3 separate regions of the Homo sapiens genome follow, and all the other regions are linked to region 1. A link is a loop called in an ENCODE intact Hi-C map of the cell type or tissue named here. Cell type or tissue: PC-3. All regions are shown on one strand. Region 1 overlaps PLXNA4 (plexin A4). Region 2 overlaps LOC107986849 (a long non-coding RNA gene). Region 3 has its middle 200 kb from the start of PLXNA4-AS2.

Region 1 (8,000 bases):
AACAATGACTTTCCCACCCAATATGGGATAGTTAATTTTATAAGGAGAAAACTCCCCCATGGCCCAGGGCTCACTTCTAGGGTGCTACTGGTCAGAAGGTGAACCAAGAGGGAGAGACCAAGCAGACAAGAGCCCTTTCCATAGTTCCAGAATATTAGAAATCTTGTGGGTATAAAGAAAAGTTGGGCTGGGCATGGTGGCTCATGACTGTAATCCCAGCACTGTGGAAGGTCAAGACAGTCAGATCCCTTGAGGTCAGGAGTTCAAGATCAGCTTGGCCAACATGGTGAACTCCTATCTCTACAAAAAAGAAGTACAAAAAAGAAATTAGCTTGGCATGGTGGTGTGTGTCTGTAGTCTCAGCTACTCAGGAGGCTGAGGTGGGATAATTGCTTGAACTTAGGAGGCAGAAGTTGCAGTGAGCTGAGATCGCGCCACTGCACTCCAGCCTGGGTGACAGAGTGAGACTCTATCTCAAAAAAAAAAAAAAAAAAAAAGAAAAAAGAAAAATTCAAGCTGTCACCCTAAAATAAATTTTGAGCTGCACAGTTAATTTAGTTTAAAAGACTAAAGGTTAAAGCATCTTTAAAATATTATTTTAATTTCCCAAGTCAATAATACCCTGTCTGTGAAAAATTCAAACTCTCCAAAGTTAACCACTGTTAGCAAATATGTAACTCTCTCTCTAGAAGTTATTCTTTGCACGAGGTTTGCATATATATGTATACACAGCTGCACAGTTGTCTTTTGAAAACAAACATTGAGTCTTAATATACCCTTTTTATAAAATTTGTTTTTTTAACTCAAATATGAATCATAGACATTCATCCATCTTAGTACATACAGACTATTATCTTAGAGTGTAGATGTGCCACGATTTTTTTAGCCAGCCCCCTGTGGATGGATATTTAGGTTGTTTCCAAACAGACATTACTACATACAAAGCCACAGTGAATATCCACAGCCAACCACCGGTGTCTAGGTGCTGGTATTTCTGCAGGAAAGATTCCAAGAGGAAGACTTTCTGGGTCATTTTAGGTTTTAGTAATAACTGCCAAATTACTCCTCAAAATGGTTGTGCTAATCTAAACACTCACCGACAGTGCATAAGGCATAAAACCCTTTTAGAGGCCAGGCATGGTGACTCACGCCTATAATCCCAGCACTTTGGGAGGCTGAGGCAGGTGGATCACGAGGTCAGAAGATTGAGACCATCCTGGTGAAACCCTGTCTCTATTAAAAATACAAAAATTAGCTGGGTGTGGTGGCGTGCACCTGTAGTCCCAGCTACTCAGTAGGCTGAGGCAGGAGAATCGCTTGAACCCAGGAGGCAGAGGCTGCAGTGAGCCACAATCACACCACTGCACTCCAGCCTGGGCAACAGAGTGAGACTCCATCTCAAAAAAAAAAAAAAAAAAAAAAAAAAAAAACTTTTAGAATGCTGTCATTTTAACAATTGTCCTTTCATATTTGAAGAATTACTGGAAGATGCCCTCAAAGCTGTATCTCTTACTGAAGAAGATACATTTTGCCTGTGTCCAGGATGACCCAGACACCAGAGGGCCCTCTTTGTCTTTCCCCAGCAGCAGGCTTGGCCCTGATCCTGCAATGGAAGCTCATATAAGTTCAGTAGAGTTAGGTGGGTACCTTGAGACAGGAGATAGGGTGAAACGAAGATGATTTAGAATTCCTTGGGTCATCTGTCGTCTCTGCCTCCTTTCTAAGCCAGCAGCACCTGGTCTTCTGAGAGTGGGGCCCTATGTTGATAAACCTAGAAGGTTCTCCTTCAGGAATATCAGTTTCCAATCATTTGAGCACCATAACTTTTCCCAGAGTCAAATCCCTTTTTGAAAAAAGATGTTTGTTTCCTAGCCAGAGAAGCCTCATACCCAGCCTTGGTTGCCTGCGAGGAAAGATGTGTTTATTTGCACACAGTCTCCTGTGGTCCAGAACACTTCTGCCCCCCATAGGTGTGTGCAAATGCTACTCCTGTGCTGAGACATGCACATCTGGGCACACCCCCTTGGGCTGCTGTGCACTCATTCACAAAATGTATCATTTACACACACTGTTTTTTTGTGGTTTGAACAGCCAGAGCATTGCTGGGAACGCTGGTCAGCAGAGCCCTTGCTAGAAGGAAGTCAGAGAGAAGGGTCAGGTGCTAGATGGAGAAGGGAGTGCCTGCCCAGCCTGCCCTGCCACTTCCCACAAGGAGCCAGTGCCAGCCAGCTAGGGAGCCTCAGCATATGCCTGGGGACTAGCTTGGCTCCGCTGCCTGGGCCAGGAGTTAGGTGTCACCGTGCCAGCCCCTCCCCGCCTTCTTCTTGGCTGCAGAAACAAAGGCTCCCATTGAGCAGGCTGTGCTTGGGAAACACACAACAGTAGGTTCCCGGTCCCAGTTCAGAAGGGGCCATAGTCTTTGTCTGTGTCATTTGCTAAAAGATAAGCCAACCGATACTTTTCTCCAAATTTTAAGGTCAGTTAAATTAAACATTTTGTGGGGGTTGGTGACTTGTATGTGTGTGATGTGTGTTTAATTCTAGGAGTACAGCTGATGAAGAACTTGCTTGACAAGTTTTTAACTTATGTATTATTTTGAAGCAGTGTTTACGTAGCAGTAACATGAAAGTTTCTAATAAAATACCCAATGTACACAGAGTCAAAAAAAAAAAAAAAAAGGCTGGAACAGGAGCAGCACTTTGATCCCCAGGACAACAGCCCCTTCCCACCTGCTGGGCTTGGGGATGGGGAGGGAAACTTTCATTTTTCTCCAGGATGTGGGGCCCTGAGGCTCTGCCCCTGCTTCAGCCCTGACCTTAAGATGGGGTCAAGAATGAGCATTTTGGCCAGGAGTCAGTATCTAGGGACTGGGTATCAAATGAGGAGTGTTGGTAGCCATGTAGCCTTGGACAAATCCCTGCAGCAACTGAGCTTCATCTGAAAAATAAGAGGATTGGCAGCTAGAATGTTTCCAAGGTCCCTCTCAGCTTGTTAACTGTGTGAATGCCAGAACACTCCTCTCATCCCCCATTCCTTTGGGCCTCCATGTTGGAGGGGTTGCTCTGGCTGCAGTCTCCTCTGTCAAATGCATAGGATCTGCCTAGCTAGAGAATCTCACACATTGCAACCCCGCAGCCCTGGAAGTCAGGAAGTCGGGCCTCCTGAGCCTGTGTGTGAATGTGAGCATGAGAGCTCAGAGAAAGGAGAGGATTTAACCTTTACACTAAGAGATTAATCTGTGGCAATAATCCAGAAATGATAGGTTTTAGAGTAGAGCCAAGGTTGCCAAATAAATGATCTCCAGGGGATTCTTGGAACACGTACAAGTGTAATAGGAACCACATTCATTCATTCACTTATTTATTTATGCGTGCATGCAAGCATTCATTCACTTTTCTCATTTACTGCGCATGAGCTGAGTACTAGGTATAGTGGAGTGAAGAGAGATGACTTCGCACCACCCATCACAGGGGCATTTTATCGGAGGCAGAGGCTGGAACAACAGAGTTGCCATTAGCATAACACTAATACATTCATATGTGTCATCCCAATTATTCTTCAAAACAACCCATCAGGGTACTTAGATGAGGAAAAAGAGGCTTGATGAAGTTAAATAAGTTGTCCAAGTCACACAGTGGTGGCAGATCCAGGATCCAAACCCAGGTCTGTTTTTCTCTCAGATCTCTGCTTCTCACTTGTCCCTGAGATAAAACTATTTCAAACTCTATTTTTCTCCCTAACCACATTTGAAGGAGTAAGAAAACCTCCTGGAGGAGGAGGCTGTGCTGAGACCAATTGTCATTCTCTCTTCAGGGCTGCTACTTGGTGATCTGCCCGTAGGTGGGGCTCCTCAGCCCCTGAACTCAGCCACACCTTCCTGGCAGTATAGTAAGTAGCCTGCAATGCTGTGAAGTTTTCAACACAGGACCTGTGTTCAGCAGAGGGACCAGAGGTTTCTCAATCCCCTGTACTATGTTCCGGGAGCCAGTGGTGTCTGGCAGGCCCGAGGGCAGGCTCCAGCCCCCAACTTCATTTCAATTTCCACCTTTGCCACCGCCCTGCTGCGTGACCTTGGGCAAGCTGCTCAGCCCCTCTGGGCTATGGCTTTTCCATCTGTGCATCAGGGAAGGGGATCGCTCTCCCGCTTGGCAAGGGGTCTGGCTAATAACGATCACGTGCCATTTTAGCGCAGCCCACACTGGGAAGCCTGAGGATGGGGTGATTTCTCGACGCTCTGCAGAAAGCACGCTGAGAGCTCCTTGCCCAGCTTCCCAGCTACTGCCGTTTGCTAATGAGGACCAACATATGTTGATGATTCCGGCGTCGGCACTCGCTCCTTGGCTGTCCGAGTTCCCAGAGCAAACTGGCTTCCTATTAGGCATTTATTCTTATTAATAGCAACAAATTGCAGCCCTCCACAACATCTGCTACTTTTCATTTACAAGAAGCTTCCCAAATCATTTGTATTGGTAGTATTTTGTGACCAATTCTTTAAGGCAGAGCAGGACTGGATCCCCCTAATCTGAAAATGAATCCAGTGAGGCATGAAAAATGGGAATATTTTGTTCAAGGTCACCCAGACACACAGATTAGATTACAGCTTGGAACCTCAGCTCCCCAAGCCTCATGCCCTGGGGCGGTTGCCTTTGCTATTCTAAATATCATCAACCTTGACCCCAGAGGTCCTGCCTAGAGGCAGGTAGGGACAGTGGTGGTAGCCAAGGCTGCTGCCCTTGACCCTGTGCCTCTGTCTGCCGTCAAGTGAGGCCCAGCTGGATTAGCCCCATGGCCCAAGCACCAGCAGGAGGAATTGCAAAGCTCAAGGCAAATCATTCCCAAGGAGTTTTTACTGCTGCCAAGTAGAAAAAAAAAAATCATTTTCTGACACTGGGGTGGCCAGATGGTCAGTACAAGGGGTCTGAAGCACATCTTTGCTTCTGGACAGCTGACCACATCTGGAGGGCTGCATTCTCTTTCCAGAGTCTTCTTTAGTACTTTGCTGAGGGGCTAGACCTTCCTGAGATCTGTAGATCTATGACCATAGAATTAAAAGAGCATGGCCAGCGTGGGAGGTACTGAGAAGGGCCATTTATCACGTTAGATCTGGCTTTCAATAATTTCTGAACTTGTACAAGTTACATACGCCATCAATGTTTGCATGACCTATTTGAAGCACAGGGTGGTAAGAAGCTACCACACTGCAACCTTCCCCCTCCTCCATTTGACTGACCTCTCCCCTCTACCTTTCACGGGACCTTTGCATCCTGGTGTAACTTTCTGTCCAGCACCTGTGTATCAGCTAGCTATTGCCACAATAAAGCTTTGTAACAAACCAGCCCAAAACTCACTTGCATACAATAGACATGAATCCTCACACCCATGGCTCTGCAAAGCAATTGCATGTCAGCTCCCTAAGCTCAACTCAGCTGGGCAGTTCTGCTTCAAGCTGCTGCATCAGCCAGGGTTGTCTCCTGGCTGTGGTTTGGGCTCAGGTCTCTCTCCATGTGGGTTCATTTGGGGCCCAGGCTGAAGAGGAAACAGCTATTTCGGGAAGCTCTTCTCATGGCAATGACAGAAGCACAGAAGGCAAAGATGAGCACATAAGCACTTCGGAAGCATTCATTTGCCTCGTGTTTCCTACCATTCATTGGCCAATCGAGTTCTGAGGCCATGCCCAAAGCCAAGAAGTGGGGAAGTACACACCACTTGTCTATTCACCATGAGGCCATAGGGGTGGAGACATAAAAGTCTTCTTTTTAGGGAGTGAAGAATTGGGACTCATAATACAATCTGCCACAGCCTGGGACCAGCCTTCTGGCATCTGCCTTTCTTACCTGTTAGCCAGGTTCAGAAATACCTGCCCCCTTTGAGCAAAGAGAATAGGAGTGACAGGGTTCCAGGCATGTGGAGTGACTTGAAATAAGCACAGCTTCTTGAGCCACTGCTCAACCACAAATTGCAGCCCTGGCAGTGAGGGCCTTGGAGCCATCACAGGGAGACTCCACAAAACCTTTATGTGGTCCCTGGCCAGCAGAAATAAAGCTTGGAAAGGCAGCCAGTGGTGACCAAAGGAGATGAAGGCGGGTGGAGATGCTTTGAGGAGCTCCCCAAGACCATGCCACTAAGACCCATGTGTATTACTGAGCTAAGAATTTGCCAGAAAAGGACTTACTTTTCTCAACTCTACTTCCTCTGCTCGGGGACAGTGACAAGGAAGGACAGCATGAGGTACAGCACCAAGTGCAGCGTCTGCACAGCTTGACAGTTCCTCCAGCAGCCTCTTGGAGTTTCTTAATGGGTCATCTTGCCTCTTTTTTTCTTTCTTTTTTGACAATTTTGAAGGAAATTGGGTACTTAAGAAACCTTTTGGACATTTAAATTAATTCCAACCATCAGGCTCAGTGTAGCCATCGTTGCATTAGCATCCAATTATAAGAGTAGAAATGGAGTAATAACTCACATTTTGACCATAATGTCAAATGCTTAAACAAATTAGAGATACACACAGAGACTGCATGCTATATCTGTGGAACATTTCTGAATGTAATCAGCAGAACAGCAGGCACCCTTCAGAATGTGAGCAGCAACAGGCAGAGTGAGACCCTATTGCCAGAGGAAAGCATCTTTCGAAATATCAGAGAAACCAGGTGGGAGTTGGGCAATGGGGGCCAGGACTCAGAAGCTGTAAAAATTCCTCCAGCTGCCATGGAGGACCCCCAGGCTCCCAGGTCCCCAAGCAATGGGCTCAGCTCATCAGATGGAGAAACTTATGAAGACCAAGGCCATGACTTAAAATCTGATTTGGGACCCTTTGCTCTCTTTTCAGTCATTCATTGCCTTGCTGTGCTAGGCCATTGTTTTGTAAATTTGTGGCCTTTGGAACTGGACAGGTTAGGAAGATGGTGATGAGGATGATGATGAGGATGATGATGATGATGATGATGATGATGATGATGATGATTGCATGTACAACAGCAAATGATAATTCTATTTACAATCATTTAAAACCAGACCAAACTACATTATATTATTTAAGGAAGCTTACCTTGGTGGCAAAAGGATAAAACCACCCAGATTCCCAGAAAGGTGATCTAGGGGGAAAGGAAGTGTAAATGGGGAAGGGCACATGAGTGATTTCTGGCCATAACTGTGAATGAAAAATACCAAAGGAGAGCTTGAGCAACAGCAGGAGGATTTTCTAAAATCAGGGGCCATTTGACCTCTTGTGAGTTATTTGAATTGAGAGCTCCTCGTCTAGGCCTTTTGGAATGGGTGAGAGGTAAGGAAAATTTCCAGGAAGAACAAGGCTATGGCATTATTTTTCCAAATCAGGAAACAGGTATCCAGACCTTGAGAACAACAGAGCCAGTTATGTAATGATACATGATAGGAGACATTTATCCAAAACCCATTTGAGATTACGTTGAAAAGAATAGTGATACCTATCTTTTGACTGAAAGATATCAGAATATTTCATAAAGATGATTGTATTAGTCTACCAGCAAAAGCCGTTCCCCTTTGACCCAAGGAGCTAAGCAGAGAACAGGTGTTTTCATATCCATGCTGCCATGCCGAAGATGAAATAATTTGTCAAGTCCACTCAAAAGGATTATTTCAACTCTTTTATTGTGGTAAAATACACATAAAAAAATTCACAGTGTTAATTATTTCTAAGTGTGCATTTGTAAGTACACTCACATTGTGGTGCAAGCATCACCACCCTCCATCTTCTGAACATTTTCATTTGCTCAAACAGAAAGTCTTTGCCCATTAAAGAGTAACTCCTTATTCCTCCCTTCCCTAGTCCCTGGCAACCACCGTACTACTTTCTGTCACTATGAATCTGACTACTCTAGGCACCTCACATAAGCAGAATCATGCAGTATTTGTCCTTTTATGTCTGGCTTATTTCACTTAGCATCATGTCCTCGAGGTTCATCCATGTTGTAGCATGTGTCAGAATTTCCTTCCTTTTTAAGGCTGAATAATATTCCATTGTA
Region 2 (8,000 bases), 390 kb after region 1:
TCCCTGCCCAAATGGCCCCTATAGTACTTGGCCCTTTTCCCTATCACTCTGCTTATAGTTCCAGAACTTGAATAAAAAGCTAAGAAAATAAGAATGTATAAAATAGAGTCAAATCTGTCTCTCCAGCTCATGAGTGTCAGCTAAGAGAGCACAGTTCAGGTACTACTGAAATCCTACAGGCTTCTGGATTGTGAGTGATACATCTCTCAAGCTAAAAGGTAGTTTCAGAGAAGAAATGATGGCCAGGCATTGTGGCTCACCCCTGTAATCCCAGCACTTTGGGAGGCCGAGGCAGGCACCTCACCTCAGGTCAGGAGTTCAAGACGACACTGGCCAACATGGTGAAACCCATCTCTACTAAAAATACACAAATTAACCTAGCATGGTGGTACTCGCCTGTAATCCCAGCTACTTGGGAGGCTGAGGCAGGAGAATCGCTTGAACCCAGGGGGCAGAGGTTGCAGTGAGCCGAGATTGCGCCACTGCACTCCAGCCTTGGCAACAGAGTAAAACTGTGTCTCAAAAAAAAGAAAAGAAAGAAAGAAAAAGAAAGAAAGAAGGAAGGAAGGAAGGAAGGAAGGAAGGAAGGAAGGAAAGAAAGAAAGAAAGAGAGAGAGAGAGAGAGAGAGAGAGAGAGAAAGAAAGAAGAAAGAAAGAAAGAAAGAAAGAAAGAAAGAAAGAAAGAAAGAAAGAAAGAAAGAAAGAAAGAAAAAAGAAGGAAGAAAAAAAGAAGGAAAAAAAGAAAGGAAGGAAGGAAGGGGATGATGATGATGATGAGAAGCCACTGTCACTACTATAGTTTATTGAGCATCTCATGTGTGCTATGAACTTTCCATGTTTTAATTCTAAGCCTAACATCAGCCTTGTAAGGCTGATGGTATTATTAGTTTCAGCAGCACTTCTCAAACTTCAGCATCTACCAGAATCACCTGGAGGACTTTGAAAACCCAGATTGCTGAGCCTCACTCAAGAGTTGACCATTCAGTAGGTCGGGGGTACAGCCCAAGAATTTGTATTTCTAACAAATTACTGAATGATGCTGATATTGCTGCTTGAGACACTGCGCTTGGAGAGCCACTGAGTTAGGTGTTCAAAGGAGGCATCATAAAAATTAAGTCATCTACCTATAGTCAAACCATTTAAAAACATCTGAGCTGAGATTCAGACCTAAGTCTGCTGATGCCAAGCCTTGCACCTGTATCTTGGAGTCTCATTGTCTCCTGAAGCTGAACCCCCTGCAGTTACCTAGAATCTGAAGCTTTTTGAAGAAGGTTTGAGGATAGAGCAAAGGAAAACAGGGCCAGATGTGTGAGACTTGGTGGAGGCCTGGGACTGCTTCAGAGGAATTCTGCAGACACGAAAGTTAACAGAAGTCATCCTGGATGCTTTGTTTATATGCCCAATTCCACCTCTAACCGGATGTGGTCCTCACGTGGTCCTCACGGACCATTTCAGGTCTGAAATTCCAAGAGGTCAATCCAAAAACTTGCCACAAGGTGACCTCTGAAACCTACTCCAATACTGTGAGGCTGAATCTAAGCCTTAATGAAGTCACTCGAACTGGTTGCTGTGACTCAGTTTCCTTGTTTATTGAAAAGGAGAGTTATTTCTATCACCTCAACGTCCCAGCTTGACTGTGTAAACAAGTGGTGCTTACAAATAAATGCCCAGTGCTCACAGCCCTTTCACAATGGGTGTCCTATAAACACCAGCCACCATCACCATTATTGGTGAGGTGCTGCGCTCTGCAAACTGGGAGGTTTGCAAAGCAATTTCCAAACATACTTCTCATTGTTGATCTTGGCAAGAGCTTTAAAACATTCCTGGATGCAAGCATTTCCTGCAGATTTTAACTCTGTTCTCTCTCCTGAAAGTTTGATTTGAAGAAAAAAAAAATGAGAAGAACCATTTTACTTAGTGGTTCTCTCATTTCAATAGCTCCATCTCCTGGTCCCTCTATCTCTGTCCCTGCCCCACCAAACACCATGTCAACAAACATTAATTCAAAGTAAATTAGGTTTTTTAAAATAGCAAGACATCTGCATATAATGTTGTTTTATCATTACAATCAGGCAAATTGTTTTAAAGCAAATGCAAAATTATTTCAGGAGGACTTTATGCCACATAAGACAAACAGGGCTGGGCAGGCCCCAGGCAGGCTGGCTGCACCCTGCACCTCGTCCATCCAGCAGGGCTACTAGAAGCAGGAAGGGACTCTGGAAGCTGCACCGTTGCTTGGTGTTCATTGAGTTCATAGCCCTGTGACCCTGACTCTGTGTGAGGTAATTCCCAGCTCTTAGAATCCAGCCTGTAGCTGGTAGAATCCATCTATGCCCTTCTCGAGACACAAATCTCCACCCAAGAGGAAGGTATTTACCCATGGGAGGCACTGGCCTGCTCCTGAATCCTGGGGAGCAGGTATCTCTCTTCATTCTGCCCCAGATTACGCTTTTGAAAATCCAAAGGCAGTTCTCAGAGTCAATCACATAGACAGAAGGGGAAAGGCCATGCCTTCACCTGTAAGTGCCACCTGATAAATGTCTTCTTCATTGTAGCCCCCCAGGAAAAAAGAGTTACTATTCCCTCACAAAGAGGCATCTTTCTTAAATCATATAATGAGATTTATGCAATCCATTTGATTCCCCTTTTTTGCCTTAGGTGCCAGACACCTCAACACTCAAGTATTCCATTGCAGTCACTAACGGAGCTCAGATTTTTAGTGTTATTATCTCTGCTCATTCTTCTATAGGGTTCTGAGCTTTTGTTTTGCCTTATTGAATGCATGCCATTTAAAGGATATCAGGCTCAGAGTTAACATTAACTGTGCATTTCAGCAGGAATGGAAAGGACCTTATAATGTTTTAAGGAGCTGGAACTGGCCCAAATTCATTAATGAACTGAACCATAGACCAATATTCCTAACAGGGGGTCTCATGGTGGTAGAACCATTCCAAAAGGGAGGTGAGAGGAGAACTCTAATACTATTTATTGAGTGCCTACTCTGCCTCATTCTCCTTAAATATCTTATTTCATGTAATTTTCACAAAAACCCTGTGAGATTGGTTGAATCCTTCCCTACAACCCTCAGTTGCCTCATTTGTAATCTGGAAACAGGTTTCCTATTCAAGTTCTCATAATTAGTTAGTGGGGCTGAGATTAGACACAAGATATGCCTGACTTCAGAGCATATGTCGGGCCACTGCTAGCTTATATAGCACTTTAGTGTAAACCCAAGAAAGGTGCCCCTGAGGGAGGACACAGTCTTACAGTGATGGGGACACTGCCTTCACATAAATAGTACCTACGCTATAGAGAGGGCATTCTTCTTCATTCTCAGAAACAGCCCTTAGAGAGGCAGAAACTGCTAATTATCATCAAGACTTTTGTTCTCTTTTTCTTTCTGGGCCACAACCCTGGGCCATATTTTCCAGTCCCTGAGCTTCTAGGTGGGACCATGTGACCACTCCTGTTGAATGGAAAGAGGGCAAGCATTATATATGTCACTCCCAGGCTGCGCACAGTGGCTCACGTCTGTAATCCTAGAACTTTGGGAGGCAAGGTGGGTGGGTCACCTGAGGTGAGGGGTTCAAGAACAGCCTGGCCAACATGGTGAAACCCCATCTCCACTAAAGTTACAAAAAATTAGTGTGGTGGTAGGCGCCTGTAATCCCAGCTACTCAGGAGGCTGAGGCAGGAGAATCACTTGAGCCTGGGAGACAGAGGTTGTAGTGAGCTGAGATCACACCACTGTGCTCCAGCCTGGGCAACAGAGTGAGACTCCAACTCAAAAAATAATAATAATAATTTTTAAAAATATGTCACTCCCAGCTTGGCCTGTGAACTCCTAGGCAATTCTCCACTCTCTCTCTTTCCCCATCCACTGGCTGAGCAGAAAACTTTGAGGACTGGAAGAGGATGGAATCATGAATTGGAAGGTCTCTTGAGTTACTGAATGACCTTGTGGAGCAGAGCCCATTCCACCTGTTTCAAACTGGACTATGATATAAGTGAGAAATATAATTGTATTGCGTTTCAGCCTCTGATTTTTCAGGGTTTTATGGTGCTTGATTTGCCCTAATGCAAGCCCAAACCATCTTGCTTCCTTTTAACAAGCTTGCCTAAAAAGATTCAAGTGACCGCTGGCTAAAAGCAATTGAAAAGGTTCTCACCCAAGAGAACAGAGACAGTGGGGAGACTGTTTCATTTCCTTATTCCTCTAAATAAAATTCTCCATAAATCAGCTCCATATAAACTTGTATTGTTTATATCTGTTACTCCAAGCCCAACTTTCCAGAACATTTCAAGTTAACTCATCTTTCATTGAGAGTTTCAGTCATACGTATGAGTCACAGAACTGTGGAGTATTAAAGCTGAAAGGCACCTCTGTGATAATTCTTGCAAATTTTGAAGATAAGAAAAATAAGGCCAAGATGTATGGCTTCCCTGGGGTCCCAGAGTCAAGGCTGGCATCCAAGGCTCATGACTCTAGGTCCAGGGTTCTTTGCTCTCCCCGAATGGATGGAAGCCATGCTCAAGCAGCTGAACACTGTGAACGGACACAGCTCTGCCTGTAAACGCTTCCTCAGAAAGAAGTGAGGGTGTTCACATTGAGGCTGTTCTATGGGTGGAGGCTGCTGGCACCCTCTACTGGACGGACTGGGTATGTCCTCTGCTGTCCAGTCAGGTCCAAATTGCTCAACTCTAAGTCAAAGTGATGAAGCTATGGCAACCCTCTCTCCAGGTGTCCATGGCCACCATCAGTGCCTGTGTTAAAGCCTCTCTGAGATTGTGAGCTAGTCCCAGGCACATCCCCGTGTTTTCCAGCTGATGGATCATGCTTCCTGAACAAATGTAATGTCACTTCAGTCAGGGACTCTGGAGTCTACTTTCTCACACTAAGAGCGGGGAGCACAGCTTCCCAAATCACAGCAGCCCCTCTTCCTTCCTCTGGTTCACTGATGCTTTGAAAATAAAGAATGTTCCCTCTGAGGTCCCATCTCCTTTTTAAAAAGAAATTCAGTTTCCAGTTCTAGATGAAATTAGCATTTGTCCTCTCTAATTGTGTTTGCAGCTGCATCCCAATAGGAAAGAAAGGAAACCAAGAGAAAAAGGGATAATAAAAGCCTCCTTCTAAATGAGGCTGGAGTGGAAAATGAGGAGCAGGACCAAGAGGCCAGTGGGCTTGTTCCAGCCTCTCTGCATGCTGCTTTGAACAAAAGCTTGCCAGGGAGGGAGTATGGTCTGGCAGTGGCCAGCTCACTGAACAGGGAAGCAGAGAGCAATTGTAATTCCACTCTCTATTCAAAAGGCAATTTTCTCCAACACGTCCTGACACTGAGCCTCTATTTCCCCAGCTCTATAAAGCAAACGACAGAAAAACCATGGAATAAATGTCAGAAGTTACATTTCATCTCACCAGTTCACTTTCCAGAGGAGCAAACCCAGGCCCAGAGAGGGACAGGATTTGCCTAAAGTCACCCAGCTAATATGTGGCAGACGCCATCTGGTCTTCATTGCTCAGCCCCAAGCTCAACCCTGCCTCCTTTCCTTGCACAAGAAATGCCAAGAGGCAATGATCCCAGAAAGGGCTCGGAGTGAGGTTGTGAGTATTTCTTCCCCAGACACCTTTAAACAAAATAGCCCTCTACCAGCCTGGGTGCAGTCCTGTCTGTAAACAGAGGAACAGAATAAGAAACAAGGTTTTAGGAATCAGGGGTTTCGGTGTGCACCGAACATGGGCTAAGGAGCTGATGCTGGATGTTTTGGAAGAGCCTGGGGCTATGCATCAGGAGACGCTGTATTCTCAACTCAACTCTGCCATGGATAATGATCCTGACCTACCTGCTTCAGAAGATTATCATGATTTTCATAAAATAATATAATCCAAATTTTATTTTACTTCATTTTATTTGTAGAGAGGGAATCCTTGAGTGAATCTCATCCAGTTTCTTTGCTAGATTTTGGAACCACTTTAGAAGGCCAGAACTCAGAGACGTTAAATGGCATGAACTTCAGAACTCTACTCCTTAAGCCAATGCAACCTTTGCATTGCTTTCTCCAGATACTGGGGCCCACGTAAGAAGCTGAAGCTCCACAAGCTCTCCAAGGGTTTCTCAACGCATAAAGGAGTCTCAGTGCTAGGCCAAAGAATTGGGGTCTGGGATGCTGCAGGGAACCAGTTATCCTTCCTTGCAGCTCTGTGATGTATTTGACCCAAAGCCTCCTCCCATGCTGATTTCAAATCTAAATAGCAGGCATTTAGTAAAAGTCCAAGCGGTCTCTCTAAAATCTACCATCAAGAATTATTCACAGACTTCTTGCTTTGAAACCACCGTGGGAATGTTTTGCAGATTCCAAGGCTTTACACCACACTCACTGAATCAAATCTTCAGATGTGAGCTCCAGGAAATAGATCCACATTTATCCATCCTGAACTAATAGCTCCTTATGCATTTAAAATTAAATAAAACAAAATCTAAACACCTGAGCACCACCTGCAGGGCCCCATGGGAGCTCCTACCCTCAGCTCTTACCACTGCAGACACACTGGCCTGCTTGTGTTCCTCATGACAAGCTCATTCCTGCCTTGGGGCCTTTGCACTTATTTTCTCATCTTCCTGAAGCAATTCTCTTCCTGATATTTCCATAACTGGTTCCTCTTCATTATTTATAGAAGTGTTTGTTCAAGTGCCATCCTCTTAATTACTTAGGTCCCATGCAGTGCCTTTGAAATGTCTGCCTTGACCATCCTATCTAATACTACACCTCATCCGCCAAGTCTTTTTCTACCCGAAGAGCATCTTTGAAGATAGGACCTTTGTTTTGTTCTCTTCCACATGCCCAGAAACTATAGTAATATCTAATAAGACATAGGTACTGAATAAATATTTGCCGAATGACTAAATCAACGACATTGCCCTGTTTTGATCTAAGATTCTCTTCTTTATCTGTTTACTGTTAACTTGCATATTACCTAAGTCTCCCATAAGAATGACAGTTCCCTGAGAGCAGAGTCCTCCTCTATCATGTACCCACCATATCCTCAGTGCCTCCAATAGTATCTGACCCATAATATGTGTTCAATAAATAGTTGTTGAATGAATGGTTGGATGAACTAATGCATGAGAATCCTTGAGCTGGGACCTCCATTTGGGCTGGGGACAAGGTGACTGTCTCAATTAACAAACATATTTCTAGTCAGTGTTCAAGAAGTAGAGATAATTTTTTAAAGTCTTAAAACATGTACCTTTCCCCCAAATTGCCCACAAATCCATGAGGGGAAACAGAGGTATGAACGAAACCATTGCAAGTGCCTCAATATGGTATGTATTAGTCCGTTTTCACACTGCTGTAAAGAATGCAACCTAAGACTGGGGTAATTTACAAAGAAGGGTTTAATTGACTCACAGTTCCACATGACTGGGGAAGCCTCAGGAAACTTACAATCATGGCAGAAAGTGCAGGGAAAGCAAGGCACATCTTACATGGTGGCAGACAAGAGAGAGTGCAGGAAAAACTGCCACTTTTAAACCATCAGATCTCATGAGAACTCCATCACTATCACAAGCACAGTATGGGGGAAACCACCATCAGGCTGCAAATTTTCCAAACTTTTATGCTCTGCTTCCCCTTTAAATATAAGTTCCAATCTCAAACCATTTCTTGGTGAGCACTATAATTGAATGCCTTCAGAATCAACCAGGTCACCTCTTGAATGCCTTGCTGCTTAGAAATTTCTTCTGCCAGATACCCTAAATCATCTCTCTCAGGTTCAAAGTCCAACAGACTTCCAGGGTAGGGGCAAAATGATGCCAGCCGGTTTGCTAAAGCATAGCAATAGTGACCTTTGCTCCAGTTTCCAATAAGTACCTCATCTCCATCTGAGACCACCTCAACCTGGACTTCATTATCCTATCACTGTCAGCATTTTGGTCAAAACCATTCAACAAGTCTCTAGAAAGTTCCAAACTTTTCCACATCTTCCTGTCTTCTTCTGAGCC
Region 3 (8,000 bases), 180 kb after region 1:
CGTGGAGGGAGATTTTATTAACTAATTAAGGACAGTATTTAGGGGGGAGTATTTCCCTGATCCTGTAGGAAAGGATGGGAGGACTGGAGAGGGCTCTTGGATGGGCCAATTAAGAAAAACCAAGAATAGAGATAAAGACACAGAGAGAGCAGACCCAGAAGATGGTGTGGGACAGAGGCAGGAACAAGATGGAGATAGCATGGCAGGAAGTGAGTTCCACAGTTCTCCTTACAGTCAAAACAGGACACTTTGCACATAAGTGCATTTACCATTCCAACCATAAAGTACTATAGGAAGGAGGAGGCAGTTTGTCCACAGTCAGAATTTAGTTGTTAATGCTACTGTTATACAACCAAGAGCAGAGACCACATCTTATTTTCTTAATATTTCTCAGCTCTCAGGAGAATATGTAGTATTGGTAGTTACCCAAACATTTGGACTGGAATACAGTAGATGAAGAAGAGGAAACATTTGCATGAGACTAATTTATGCTGGAGACAATCTAGGACCTTTTGATATGTTTTTTCTCTTTGAGGAATATCTGAATAGAAGTAACAGAAAAAGAACTGAAGGATGCTGAAGGATAAAGAAGACTCCAGAGGAACTTCTGCCTTCATAAATTCAGAATACTATCACTTGAAAAACGGAATGGATTAATTCCAGGAGATCAAACTAGGATTAATTGGTGGAAGGTATCAGGAGGGAGACATTGATCCAAAGTAAAGAAGAACGTTTTAATTATTAGAACTATTCAAGAAATGAAACAGGCTATCTGGTGAGAAGGAAGGGGGTGGGTTGGCACCCATCTTCCTGCATCTTAGACCCAAGGCTATGGGGCAACAATCAGAGGTGCTTGAAAGGAATTTCTGCAGTGGGAGGAATGTTTAAGTTCCCTTAAACATTGGGATTCAATGAACCTGGTAGATTTTGAGCTGTAGCAGGCTGCATTTCAGTTGCATACGATGAAGAGTATTCTCCCTGCAGAAGCAATAGGGCAAGGTGCTGAGAAAGTCTGAAATCTTCTTCATGTAGAAGTCTTTAGAAATGGGAAGAGGCAAAACAGGAATCCTTCTGGGAATATCTGGGTGTTTCATGGCCCACGTACAAGGTGGGGGGTACAGGTGCATAGGAACACCAAGAGTTCTGCCTCATTCTCACTCCCTTTGCAACACCCACTGTTACAAGGCAAAGGCATCATTTGGGAGAGCTGAGGAGCCAAAGACACGTTTTGTTCAATGGCTCTGATTTGCCCTTGTCCACACTTTGGCCGTGGTCTCTTCCCATGCATCTACCCAGGCCTGTGTCTCTGGTCCTGAGAGAACCTTCTGATCCTTCCACTGATCCCCAGACCAATCTGAATTCAGTGGCGAGCTCTGAATCAGCACAGAAAAATGGATGATTCTTGAGGAGGGAGAGAGGACGAGGGGGAGGCAGCCTGAGGTAGTGCTAAAATCGTGGGTCAGCCTCTGCATGGTCTGGGCTCCATGTCTAGCTCTGCCACTCACTAGGTATGTGGGACTTCACTGGCCTCAGTTCACTCATCTATAAAGAACATGAGGCCAGGCACAGTGGTTCACACCTGTAATCCTAGCACTTTGGGAAGCCAAGGCTGGCAGATCCCTTGAGGCCTGGAGTTCAAGACCAGCCTGGCCAACATAGTGAAACCCTGTATCTACTAAAAAGACCAAAAAAAATTAGCCAGGTGTAGTGGTGCAGCTATAGTCAGTCCCAGCTATTTGGGAGGATGAGGCAGGAGAATTGCTTGAACCTGGGAGGTGGAGGTTGCAGTGAGCTGAGATCACGCCACTGCACTCCAGCTTGAGTGACAGAGCAAGACTTTGTCTCAAAAACTAAAATAAAATAAAGGAGATGATACTGCTACTTAGCTCATATGACTGGTGTGAGCACAATATGAATTCCTATCCCAAAATAACAGCTAGGAGGTGAATGCCGTTCATAGTGAGTACTTGGTGAGTGGTCTGGTCCAGGACAGCCCTTGCATTCTGTCCTTGAAACTGACACCCACTGCCCTTGAAGGGGAAAAAGGAGAGCCATAGTATTCAAGGACAGCAGTAAGACCTCCATCAAGTGGCTGAAATGCTGTGTGTACAGGACCGTGCAGGGAGTGGCAACAGTTCAAACAAACCGAATTTTAAAGAAGAAACCAGAACAGGGAGTGATCGCAGGAAGACCAGAGCCAAATTTTCCCTGGGAATTGGGGGTGTCTGCATGCCATTTATTTGATGACTGTCCCTTGCCGAGGGGTCGCCTGGCTGCTCCACCGTGGGCGGCCGAGGAGGCTCCTGCTGGGCTCCACTCTGGCTGCTCTGAGGGCCCAATGCAGCCATCTCCCTGGGCTCTTTGCCAGTAACGGTTTTTCTCCTAAGAACTTTTAAGCACCTCCAAGACAGACTTTGTAACTCATATAATGGATGGGAGAGCTGAGACAGGCAGCTTCAACTTGCTCAAAGTCACAGCGTGAGTCTGCATTGGGCCTGAGGCCAGAACTTCCACTCCGCATGCTGTCCCGAGGTTCCCCCGCCAGGACCCTGCTCCCGTCTGCCTGTCTGCTTCACCGCCACCCCCAACATGCATTTCTCCAGTCTAATAAGGCTGCCCCTGCTCTTTGGCTCTGCTTACTTTAATATACACATAGATTACAGCTACATTAAAGGAGCCTGCAAATACCAAAGCAGAACTAAAGCAATTATTATAATGCAGCCTTAACAGCAGCTGTAATGAGACAGAATTAAAAATGTGCCAGCATAATCACAATTCACTGTTCCCAACGACCTTCCAGAACCGCTTTCATTTGGAAAGTAACATCCAGTCCTGAACTGTCAGATGGAAGGGAAAAATTCAATTGTGCCTCCCCGTGTGGCCAGGTCCCTGGCTACCAGTACTAGCTCTTCCATACAAAGGCATCTGTCCCCCTGGCCTGTGCTATGTGGTATTAGCCATTTGCTCAGTGGGGCACAGGGGGAAGGCTGGGTGCTCCTTTGATGGTACCAAGGCTGGCTTATTTCTCTCCTTCTTTGTCACTGGATCTGCCTGTTACACACTGGAGCGAATTCCAGTCTGATCCCCATGGTGCCTGGCTCATGGCATGCACTATGTGTTACAGACAATACCAGTTCACACTTAATATTATTTCCGCTGATCCCCACAATAACCCTGAAAGGCTGGCTCTATCATTTTCCCTATTTTATGACCAAATAAACAAAGACTTATGGAAGGTAAATAACCACTCAAAACCACACCTAGTGGGCAGAAAAGCCAGGACTCCAATCCCTGTCTTCAGACTCCAGACCACAAATTCTTATCCTGATTTTATGGAGCTGATATTCTAATAGAAGGAAAAGAGAAATCAATTTGAATTGGTCTTACATGACTTCATTTTGATGCAAGGGGCAAGGCAGGGGAGGGGAAAGTGGAGGGTGAAATGAGGGAAGGAGACAGAAAGCACAGCCTGCCTGGAGAGGCCATTCCTGCCAGTGAGTCATGGGCATCCACATAGCAGAAGCGTTTAATCATCTTTCTTTCTCTGGTTCAGAGGAGAGAACAGAAATAAGAAGGCAAAGTGCCCGGAAATGAAGGAGCCAGTGGGGGAGGATGTAGAGAAGGGAGGGGCTCCCCTCCCCGAGGATGCTCAGGAGGAAACACTCATACTCAGCGATTTTGCCCAGCCTGCCCCAAGACCAAACCAAGCCTCTGGTTCCTCCACCAAAGGCAAACCTGGCCATGCCCTTCAGAGCATGCTCAGTTCCCTCAAGAGGCAGAGATGGGGAAGTTCCCAGCACTTTATTAGCGCTTGCTTTGCCAGAATTGCCTTAACATCTCTCCATGTGAGATAGTTTCCATCTCACCCAGCTGGACCAGGAGCAGGCACAGGGAAGACAAGTGAGGAAGAGGAGACAGCTCCTCTATCTTCCTCCCAGCCAAGCTAGGCCGTGACTCTGGGCAGCCAGCCTTTCTTCTTCCCCAAGCTGCAGGCAGGTGGAACCCTACAGCACTGGTGCTGAGGGCGATGACCTGAGAATTCTGGCTCTAGAAGCCCCACAGCCTCGAATGCCTTCTGATGTGTTGCTCTAATGTTGGGAGGTCAGAATGTCTTTAACCAGCCAGCCTGGGCCTCCAGAGAGGGTCTTGAGCCCCAACCTTCAACAACTACCAAAATCCTGTTTACCACCCACCTAATGAACTTCATGAACCATGGCTTCCCCTCCTGGAGTGAGCAATGGTAACAAAGCATCTTAGAGTTTGACAACAATCACAGGTAGGTTTATGCCATTTCCAGGAATCTGGCTCTACAAGGTCATTATGAAACTCAATTATTTGTCACACTAGGATGGCTGGTCCCCAATGTGTCCTGCCTCCCAGGTAGGCGGGGCCTCAGAATCCAACTGCAAATGATGGCATCACTGTTTGTCTTTGCTGGGAATAAGAGTCATTAAGAGAAGCCACCTGTACTTCTTTCTTAGGGGCTGCCATCCCCTCTGTCTGTGAAAGTCCCACCTCCACCGCCGTTCCCATTTTATAGAGACAGACATGTGTCTGATTCTGAGACTCAAGTAGAGTAGGATGATGTGCGATAGTTACTGCTATTGTAAAACAAGTGGGTAGGGGAAGTCTGGGAGAGCCTGGGAGGGCAGAGTGTCCCCAGGAGGAGAAGCCTCTGCTCCTCCTGAGTGACAGGACAGACATGACCACAGCCATGGCAGGTCTCACTCCCAACTTGATGAGCTTTCTTAGAAGGCTAAGATGAGCTTTCTTAGAAGCCTGAGATCTTGGGAATACAAACATGAAGGGATGAGGAGCAAGTGAGAAAAGAAATGGGGGAAGTGGCTGAGGATTTTCTTGTCTACTTTCCAACTTGGACAAGGAAGCTTGACCTCTGGAGGCAAATGGGGGTCTTCACTATGGCAGCGAGTGGGGCGTCTATGGGAGCACTTGACTTTGAGTCTGCAGCACCAACTGTGGCAGTCTCAGCTATGATGTCAACAGTCCACAAAGACAGGATTCTGATGACTCGCTTTTCTTCATAGAAATCATATTCAAAACCCAAGTTTTAAAGACACGGAAGAGACCTTAGAGCATTGACTCCAAAAACAAACAAAAAGTGTCCTACACAGAAAGAATCTGATACCTGTTCTAAAAATTCACACACAAGGGAACAAATGACAAGCAGAGCATTGGAAAGATCTTTCCTAGGCTGGGAGCTGGGCCACTCTGCGCCTCCCACCCGCCCACCTCTGTGGGCATGCATTGGTTTTCAGGACACGTAGGTGTAGGCAGTGCCTGCCAGCCCCCTCTCCTCCCACCCCAGGCGCTAATGAGATGCAGGGAGGGGTCTGCAGCCCGGATGGAGTGGCTTGCAATTTTTGTTGCTGTTGTTTTTGAAAATGTCTTTCTCTAGTCCTCTGCCAACAGCTTGTTAGCACATGGCTTTGGGCTCCCAAGATGGTATGATGCCCCGCCTCAGCCCCTGAGGGGGTATTCTCAGGACATGTGTCCACAGTGTCCCCAGACAGATGCTCTGGGGCCTCTCTAGCAGTCCCTATCACGTGGGCACCAAACTCCCCAGGCCCCATGTCCAGGGAGCCAGGTTTTAAAGCACAGCCCCCACCCTAAGTTCCTTTTTCCATCTGTCTTGCAAAGGTGTGAATGGATTTTACAGAGGACAAGGAAGGAGAGAAAAAGGAGAGAAATTAACTGTACCCCCTAGTATCACATCACTGTTACCACTCTCCCTGCCCAATCCCCACCCCTAACACACAAATTCTTACTCTCATACGGGCAGCCAACCACTAAGGTCAAAAGAACAAGCCAGGCAAAAGCACGCCCCCTGTGATTTGTGATGTCTAGAAAGAATCAAGAGATTGGGCTTCTGGTCCCAATTCTGTACCGAGCTAGCTGACATTAGGCCAGGTACTTCATTTCTCTGAACTTGAGAGTCCTTCTTCCCAGGGTTAGTCATCCATAGTTTTCCAGAAGAACACAATGGCTGTTGCAGGCCACCTGTAACTAAACACTCAGGCCCATCCTAGGCTATTCATTCACAGGAGGCTGGCTAGAGATGGGATTTATTATATTAATAGATGTGGGGAGCAGAGGCAGACACATAGGCTTTACAGGGATGAGATTGCTGCCCTTGGCCCACCAGCACCAAGATCAAGAGCTGCCCAACCACCGAGGTCTACCCAGCATTTGTTTCTGCTCTTTGTTTATAAAGTCCCAAAATTCATATTTCAGTGTCTCAAACAAGCTGCAATTTACTTGTCGCTTGCTTCATGGCCCACCCTCATGTCAAATCTACCTAAAGCAGCATGTTCTTTATCCAGAATCGATTTCTGGATGGCTTCAGGTCAGATCCACGTCCTCCTCCTCTGAATCCACAGCACTTGTTGTTTGAACTTCTCACTTAACATTCATCTCATGCTGCCTTATGTTGGTATTTAATTTTTTATGTTTCCTCTCAGCTAGATTGTTCTGTTTGTCACAAAGCAATGATGTGCTTTTTTCAGAATTAATGGGGAGGTTGATGGGTTTTTTTGCCTTAAGTATATTTTTTCTAATATTTGTTTTGATGCATCAGTTTTGTTTTGGTGGTACTTGCAGAGTATGCCATTCTTCATTCCTTCTACTTTCAAACTTTCTGTGTCTGTCTTGCAAAGGTGTGAATGGATTTGACAGAGGATAAGGAAGGAGGGGAAAATGAGAGGAATTAGCTGTGCCCTGATGCTACCATATCACATTCGACACACACACACACACACACACACAGACACACAAATTTGTATTTTACAGGCAGCCAGACATGTGCCAAAATATAACACAGCCAAATCACTAAGGCCAAAAGAACAAGCTCTATTTTACATGTTTCTTATAAATTGCATTTCTTATGCCTAAACTTGGAGTTTCTATCTTTAAAAAGGCAAGTTTAATCTATTCTGTTTATTATGATTGCTGATGTGTTTTGATCCATTTCTATCATCTTGTTTTGTGTTTTATAATTGTTTGAAGAGAAACTCTTTGGTGGGTTTCTCATGCTGCTTTGTCTCTTGCTGGGCATGCCAACAAGGCAAGGATCTGACTGCTCACCTGGGTCATTTCTCAGGGTTGCATTTGCACCAAAAACCCTTGCAAACTGAGGTGATGTCTCCCTTTGAGTCCTAGAGAAGGCTCACTGTCTGCTAAGAAAGAGGTGGATTTCCCAAGTTCAGTCTTCATTGGCAGCAACACAAACCCATTACACATGCAACATTCATTGCATGTGTCACGCCCGTGAAACTTAGCAAGCAAGGGGAACTGGAGCACATGTGAGGCTTATGGTGGTTGCTGTGTATATTAAAGTCCTTTGACCCAGGCATCTCATGCCTTCTGACAGCATCCATGAAACAGCAACAGGCTAATTTATTAGCTTGGAAGTAGGGTAAAATCAAACTTCAGCTTCACAGACTCAACAATAATGACCATGGTTGTTTTCTCCTTATTTCCTCATATCATGCCTCTGATGATCAGAGTGATTCTTTATTTTCAGCCTCTCCTATTTTAAAAGTGTTGCATCATATTTCTTTTATTTTAATGGTTAACACTAAATTAAGCACATCTGACTCTAAAAAGTTTGAAATTAATTAATATCTCCATCCCTTTTCCAGACAAGAAAACTGCTTCCCCATTCCCCACCCTCATGCTCATCTTCCATGTTACTTATTATTATTCAACATTTTAACGTTGCTTTTAATGTACTTTTGTTGTTCTTGTTATTGTTACAGTCACTGCATATTTAGATTTATCAAAAGGTTCATCTTTTCACTGTTATGCTTCTCATAATTGCTTCTGACATTCTACACCTTCCACCCAGTGCAGTGTCCACCTCACCAAAATGTATTCTCTAGTCAGTCTTTCAACTAGTAAGAGCTGTAAGTAATAAATTCCCTTGGAATATGTTTGTATTAAAATCCTTTTCTCCTCATTTTTAAATAAGTATTGATTTAGAA

The links. Peaks named below come from ENCODE experiments on the same cell type or tissue, not always from the same donor. Only the 100,000 strongest peaks of a DNase experiment are listed, where the experiment ranks them.
Region 2: it touches region 1 in a loop (3-fold over the local background); 13 of 110 quality-filtered maps call a loop at or near these places.
Region 3: it touches region 1 in a loop (6-fold over the local background); 5 of 110 quality-filtered maps call a loop at or near these places.

Annotation. Positions count from the first base shown.
Region 1 is chr7:132,245,730-132,253,729 of GRCh38, reverse strand. All of the region lies in intron 4 of PLXNA4 (plexin A4), which reads left to right. Among named protein-coding and RNA genes, the nearest start is that of PLXNA4-AS2, 11 kb to the left of the region's middle. RefSeq lists enhancers at 1,749-2,264, 2,265-2,782. In PC-3, CTCF peaks have their summits at 1,593 (motif pointing right), 3,651 and 3,855; a DNase peak (open chromatin) is centred at 2,259; H3K4me3 peaks cover 472 bases; H3K27ac peaks cover 1,719 bases.
Region 2 is chr7:131,855,997-131,863,996 of GRCh38, reverse strand. All of the region lies in intron 1 of LOC107986849 (a long non-coding RNA gene), which reads right to left. Among named protein-coding and RNA genes, the nearest start is that of PODXL, 300 kb to the right of the region's middle. In PC-3, CTCF peaks have their summits at 1,967 (motif pointing left), 4,431 and 4,633 (motif pointing left); a DNase peak (open chromatin) is centred at 4,626; H3K4me3 peaks cover 450 bases.
Region 3 is chr7:132,061,387-132,069,386 of GRCh38, reverse strand. No RefSeq gene overlaps it. Among named protein-coding and RNA genes, the nearest start is that of PLXNA4-AS2, 200 kb to the left of the region's middle. RefSeq lists a silencer at 4,916-5,087. In PC-3, no CTCF peak of the experiment used is centred here; a DNase peak (open chromatin) is centred at 3,536; H3K4me3 peaks cover 743 bases; H3K27ac peaks cover 1,621 bases.